Linked DNA regions of Mus musculus: region 2 is linked to region 1. Evidence: chromatin loops called from intact Hi-C (ENCODE). Cell type or tissue: gastrocnemius. All regions are shown on one strand. Each heading gives the region's core, and the rest is flanking DNA. Links, peaks and the distances in the headings are about the cores only. Region 1 holds the start of A330032B11Rik (RIKEN cDNA A330032B11 gene). Region 2 overlaps Cpeb3 (cytoplasmic polyadenylation element binding protein 3).

What was found. Hi-C counts contacts between places; a loop is a spot of excess contacts. Peaks named below come from ENCODE experiments on the same cell type or tissue, not always from the same donor. Only the 100,000 strongest peaks of a DNase experiment are listed, where the experiment ranks them.
Region 2: it touches region 1 in a loop (1.9-fold over the local background); 4 of 42 quality-filtered maps call a loop at or near these places.

Annotation. Positions count from the first base shown.
Region 1 is chr19:37,173,015-37,175,921 of GRCm38, forward strand. It overlaps Cpeb3 (cytoplasmic polyadenylation element binding protein 3), which reads right to left. Exons shown (of 11, transcript NM_001290827.1): 2 at 953-1,971. The coding sequence starts at 1,960. A330032B11Rik (RIKEN cDNA A330032B11 gene) reads left to right here and starts at 829. Exons shown (of 3, transcript NR_045329.1): 1 at 829-1,019. In gastrocnemius, for the core only: a CTCF peak has its summit at 1,627; DNase peaks (open chromatin) are centred at 1,456, 1,764, 2,310 and 2,575; H3K4me3 peaks cover 2,500 bases; H3K27ac peaks cover 2,500 bases.
Region 2 is chr19:37,113,728-37,116,634 of GRCm38, forward strand. All of the region lies in intron 4 of Cpeb3 (cytoplasmic polyadenylation element binding protein 3), which reads right to left. Among named protein-coding and RNA genes, the nearest start is that of A330032B11Rik, 59 kb to the right of the region's middle. In gastrocnemius, for the core only: no CTCF peak of the experiment used is centred there; no DNase peak of the experiment used is centred there; H3K27ac peaks cover 1,676 bases.

The sequences.
Region 1 (2,907 bases), core at 324-2,823:
ACAAGGACACTTTGTCCATTCAATCTTTTCGTCCGGGGCACTTCCTGGATTTTTCATTGGCATTTAATACCGAGGGACAAGACTCATTTTTCATTAAAGTTGCAAGACTTTCACTTTGCCCAGTTTCAAATGGTGTAATTGATCTGCATTGTCTTAAATAACCCAACTGGTGAAGGACACTGCAGCTTTAAATATTTCAGTGCTAGTTAGCAAATAGACTCCATTGCAATATGGCTCTGAAGGTCGTGTCCTATTGTCTCTCTCCTCTGGGGGAAAAATTTTTTTTAAACCTTCTTTTAAGTAACATGGGACTAGTTCTCCCTAAAATTTCCACTCTTTCCACTTCGATCCCTTATAGTTCCGGGTATTCATTGGATTCTCACACTCGTAATTTTCCTGCCAGGGCAATATGCTGATTATTAATGATTCCAGCACCTTAGACATAAACACATGGGTTCACATTAGTTTAGTTGGGCATAGGCAACTATTTGAAATAGCACCACTCAAAGGCTGTTAACAAACCAGGGTGATTTGGGCGTGAATGGCTTTTGGTCCGCACCTTGAGCCTAGTATTGCGTAACCTGAAAATGTGTAGCTACTTAAAATGATAGGAATCTCAGCCTACTCCTCCTGGGACTACTCCCGCACCTGACTATACACTTGCGGCTTAATTTGTCAAAGAAGGCCAAAATAAAAAGCACAAGCACAGTGAAGGAGGAAATGAACTGGGGGAAAAAAGCCCTTTCCTACCCTCAAGCAGTCACAATGTCCACTCAACTTCGCCCCCACCCCCACCCAGATTGGATGGAATGGACCCGGTGAACCAGAGGATTTGGAGGGTGCTGGAATTTGCTGTGCCTTCTAAATAACAGCGAGTGGACCAATTAAAATAACTAGGAAGAGGGGAGAAACATGCGAGAAGAAGGAGTGTGCAAGAGCACAGGGACTTTACCTGAAAAGGCAACAGATTGTTACCATTATCGGTCCGGAAAGCGTTATCCTCCATCCAGGACTTGGAGGTGAGCGGGGCTGCACGAGGGAACTTGGGTGGAGCGATCACATTGCTGGAGAAGGGCTTTTTGAGCGGCGAGATGGGGTTAAGCGGGGAGGGTACCCCCACACCTACACCCACGCCCACGCCGACCGCGCGGCGAGGGTCTCGGCCCGCCTGCAGGCCACCCCACGGGTTGGACGGAGCACTCCAGGCGGCGTTCACGCTCTGGTGCGTGTTCCAGCTGGACGAGGCCGAAGAGGCAGCGGCCGCGGCCGCAGCAGCCGCGACCGCCGAGGATGAGGACGGCTTGCTGGTCATGATGGGCTGGTGGCCGTAGGCAGCGGCGCTCCTCTGCGCATAGGGCGCCTGGCTGGGGCTGGCGGGCGAGCGGCGTTGCTGCGAGGGCTGCGCCTGCGGGGGCTGCGCGGGCTGCGGCGGCTGCGGCGCGGGCGGTGGAGGCTGCTGATGGTGCTGGGTCTGCGCCAGGCCGATCTGCGGCGAGAAGGTGCCTCCGAAGACCGGGTTGACGTGGTGCGGGAAGTTTTGGAAGAGCATGGTCCCGTTGACTGGGGTGATCCCCTGGAAGAAGCTGTCCTCCACCGCGTTTGTAGTGCCTGTGGACCAGGTGCTGCCGAAGGACGGCGACAGCGACGCTCCGGGCGCCGTGGGCTCCTGCGGCGGCGGCGGCTGCTGAGGGGGCTGATGGAAACTCAAGCCCGGCAGGAGCGGCGACTCCATCTGCATCTTGTCGGGGCCGTTGGGGGCTGGCGGAGCCGAGGCGGGGCTGAGGGCCGGCACTGCGCTACTGTCTTCGGGCTTGGGGATCTCTGAGGAGAGGGGCGTGGACGGGGCTTCAGCTGCGCCGGGCTCGGGCTGGAGCTGTTGCTGCTGCTGCTGCTGCTGCCGCTGCTGCTGCTGAGACTGGGGCTGGGTTTTGCTTTTGTCCATCAGTAAATCATCCTGCATGGTTTGCGCAGCTGAAACGGGAAGAAAGAGAGATGCGTTATTGTCAGTGTGATCATGAATGCCCCTCACTGAAGCGGGCGGGTGTTTTACTTGCGAAAATCCAGTGCCACCGCCACTAGCCAATTGCAATGCAAATCCATAATCTCGCATTTAGAAGAACAAGTCGGGCTGGGAGGGGGGTGGGGGGAGCTGGAGGGATCGAGCAAGGTCTCTAAAAATACTGTGAGAGCGTCTTCACCCTTTCTGACGTCTCGGCCCCTTTTCTGTGTTAGTGAGAGATGTGCTTATAAGACAGAAAGACAGCAATTTCGCCACGTCTCTTTTCCCTTCACCGGAACTCAGAGCGTTCACCCTGCAATGAGAAACTGATTCTGGTTCCTGTTTTTTCCCAAGCACCACCCTCCCCCAGTTATTTGCATACGTCAATAAATAGTGCTGCGTCCTTCAGCAAGGTTAAAAAGACTTGGTACACGACCCTCTTTCCCCCTTCCCCAGCTGGAGCACTTAGAAACCATTTTTTAAGCCGACTTAGCCCTCTTGATTAGCAAACTGCCTTCTTGCCTCGGATGATTGTTTCATTTGGCTGCAGCGAACCTCGAGAGACAAAATCTTTGGCATTTGTTGGAAGAACTCAGCTGCACAATCATTCTCTGGCCTCTCCGTAGCGGCAGCTACTCCATTTTGTTAGGAGACGTTTTAATATAAAAGAAACCTCAGTTTTTAGAAAAATGAAAATCGCCGGGCGTGGTGGCGCATGCTTGAAATCCTAGTACTCTGAGGGAGAGGCAGAAGGATCAAAAATTCAAGGTCAGGCTTAACTATTTAGCCAGTTCGAGTCCAGCCTGGTATATAAGAAACCTGACTTTAAAAAAAGAAAGAAAGAAAAGAAAAGAAGTAAAAGAAAAGAAAAAAACCTACTGAAACGTTTAGAAGTGTTTGCTTCTTAT
Region 2 (2,907 bases), core at 93-2,592, 60 kb before region 1:
AATAAATCTCTGGGCCGGAGTGAGCGGGACCTGAACAAGCAGAGGCCCTGAGTTCAATTTCCAGCAACCACAGGATAGCTTACAACCATCTGTACAGCTACAGTGTAGTCATATACATAAAATAAATAAATAAATCTTTAAAAAAATAACTTAAAAAAAAAACCTTTGGCCCCTTGAAAGCAAGAACGATATGTGTTCTAAACTGCTGAGCCATCCCTCTCCAGCTTCTACCAGTTTGTTTTTTGAGACAAGGTCTCACTGTGCTGCTCTGATTGTCCTGGAACTCATGTAGAGCAGGCTAGCCTCAAACTCATACTGCCCAGCCTTGGCCTCCAGATAGCTGGAATAAACTACACTACACCTGGTTCAAACATTTGCTAAAATCACCATTTTAGTAGGCAATATATTAAGTTACAGTCAGTGGACTGGGATTGTAGCTGGGGATTGTGCACTTACCTAGCATGCACGAGGGCCTGTGTTCAACCTTTGCTCACTTACACATGCCCACCCCCCCCCCACGTATTTAAACATCTAATGTTGTCTTTTAGCTTCTACTGGAAGTTAGTCATAGAAAAATTCCACATAAAAGCTTAAGGTTAAGACCAAAAAGTTCCCATTCCCTTCATCAGATTGTAAGCACCCAAAGAATAGGAGGGGGAGGGTTGTCCCCAAGTGTTCTACTTGTTTCTTCATTGTAATAGTAGCTGAAAAGATACTTCTAGTCCAATGATTCTCAAACCAAGCCAGCAATAGCAGAGAAGGTAGAGTTCTCCATAGACACAATGAGCACATCAGGTAGAAACAGCACATCTTCATCTACTACACTCACACCTTATTATAAATTACTTTAGTATTCTAAACTCCTCCATTTCTCTGATTCTAATCCATCTTTCTTAGGAAGACCTTCTTATCTCTTTATAAACTTCAAAATTAACAATAATGATTAGTAAGCATGGTAGTAGCATTACTGAGATACTTTATAAAGGAGAATCCCATTGAGTAAAATAGTTTTAATGTTTAAGTGTGCTGAAGAAAACCGAGGATAGTCTGTTGATGATTTATGCCCTGGGAACTGTGTCCAACTGATCCAGCATCGAACTGGCCTGAGAATTTGCATACTACAGAGAAAGGAGCTCAATATTTAGCAGTTGGCCCACGGTAGTAGCACATACTTTTGGCCCATCCTGAGACTGAGGCAAGAGAATCAAGAGAATCAAGAGTTGCAGACCAGGGTGTGTTATGGTGCCAAGACCTTGTTAAGAGACAAAAAGAAAGAAAGAAAGAAAGAAAGAAAGAAAGAAAGAAAGAAAGAAAGAAAGAAAGAAAGGAAGGAAGGAAGGAAGGAAGGAAGGAAGGAAGGAAGGAAGGAAGAAAGAAAGAAAGAAAGAAAGAAAGAAAGAAAGAAGGAAAGAAAGAAGGAAAGAAAGAAAGAAAGAAAGAAAGAAAGAAAGAAAGAAAGAAGGAAAGAAAGAAGGAAAGAAAGAAAGAAAGAAAAACAGCTGGAGCCTTTCAACAAGCTTCTTCTCCAGACCACTATGTCAAAAACCTTGTGCGATCTCTTCAAACATTATATAAATCTTCAGTTTCTGATTACTTGAGCCAACCAATACTTGCTAATTCCACAATTGTGAACCTCCAAACAGAGTGGTGAGTTACAAAGAGTGGTCAAGCACATGGCTGCTGATGTGTTCAGGAGTCAGCAGCGCCAGTGCTGGGCCCTCTCTCTGGTCCGTGTTCCACGTCTCTTGCCTCCTGCAAGGCTTCTCTCACAGGAACAAGGGTTCCTTCATAGAAGAAGGTTACCAAAAATAACTTATTTGGGAGTTTGGGAACCGCTCCAGCCACAAGCAGCAGCCCCTCATCTGCCCCACACCTGGCCTGACTCCTAGCCTGAAGAAAAGCTACTTTCCACTTGGCTGAAACTTGCGCAGTGAATACAAACACCAGGATTAAAGCTACATCCCACAAACGGGCGGGCGCCACCATGCAGGTCCAGGGGTTGAACTCAGGTTGCTAGGCTTGGCAGTGAGTGACTTTGCCTGCTGAGCCAGCTCGCTGGCCCTGGTATTTCATCATTTTTTTTTTGTCTGAGTAGCAGTCTACTGTGTATTCATATCTCACCCATCCTTTCATAGATACCTGGATACTGTGGAATATGCCTTAATGGTCATGGGCATGCAGGTATAATTTCCTTTGAATCTATACCTTTGACTGCAGGGTCATGTGACAGTTCTATTTTTAATTTTTAAAAAAGAACACCCATACTAGAGCTGTACTATTAATAGCTGTGCTAGTCAATGTTGACCACTGGCAGGATTGGAGATGCGTGCATGTGTGTGTGTGTGGGGGGGTGGGGGGTTGCTTTTCTCCACATTCTGCCCATCACTCACTGTCATATTGATAAGAGTCATTCCAACAGAAATGAAGTACCACCTCCTTGTGGTTTGGATTTGCAATTCCTGAGTGTTAAGCAGTAATGAGTTTTGGGCTTTGTCTTGTTTTTAATTCCTATTGGCTATTATGTGAATGTCTTCTTTTGAGAAATGTTGAATAAGAACTTTCATACATCTTAACCAATTTCTGTATATGTGTTCATGTGTGCACACATATGCGACTGTATGTGCATGTGTGTAGAAATTAGAGGTTGACTTCAGGTGTCTTCCTCAGTTGTTCCCCACCATATTTTTAAAGGCAGGGTCTCTCACTGAACCTGGAGCTCACCAGTTAGGCTAGAGTGGCTAGCCAGCAAACTGCAGAGATCCTCCAGTCCCTGTCCAGCAGGGCTGGGATTACATGTTGCTGTGGTAAGTTTGTATGTGGGTGTTGGGGACTGAACTCGGGTCCTCATGCTTGCATGGAAGCATTTTACTAACTGCAGCATCTCTCCAGTCCTGATTTGGGTTTTAT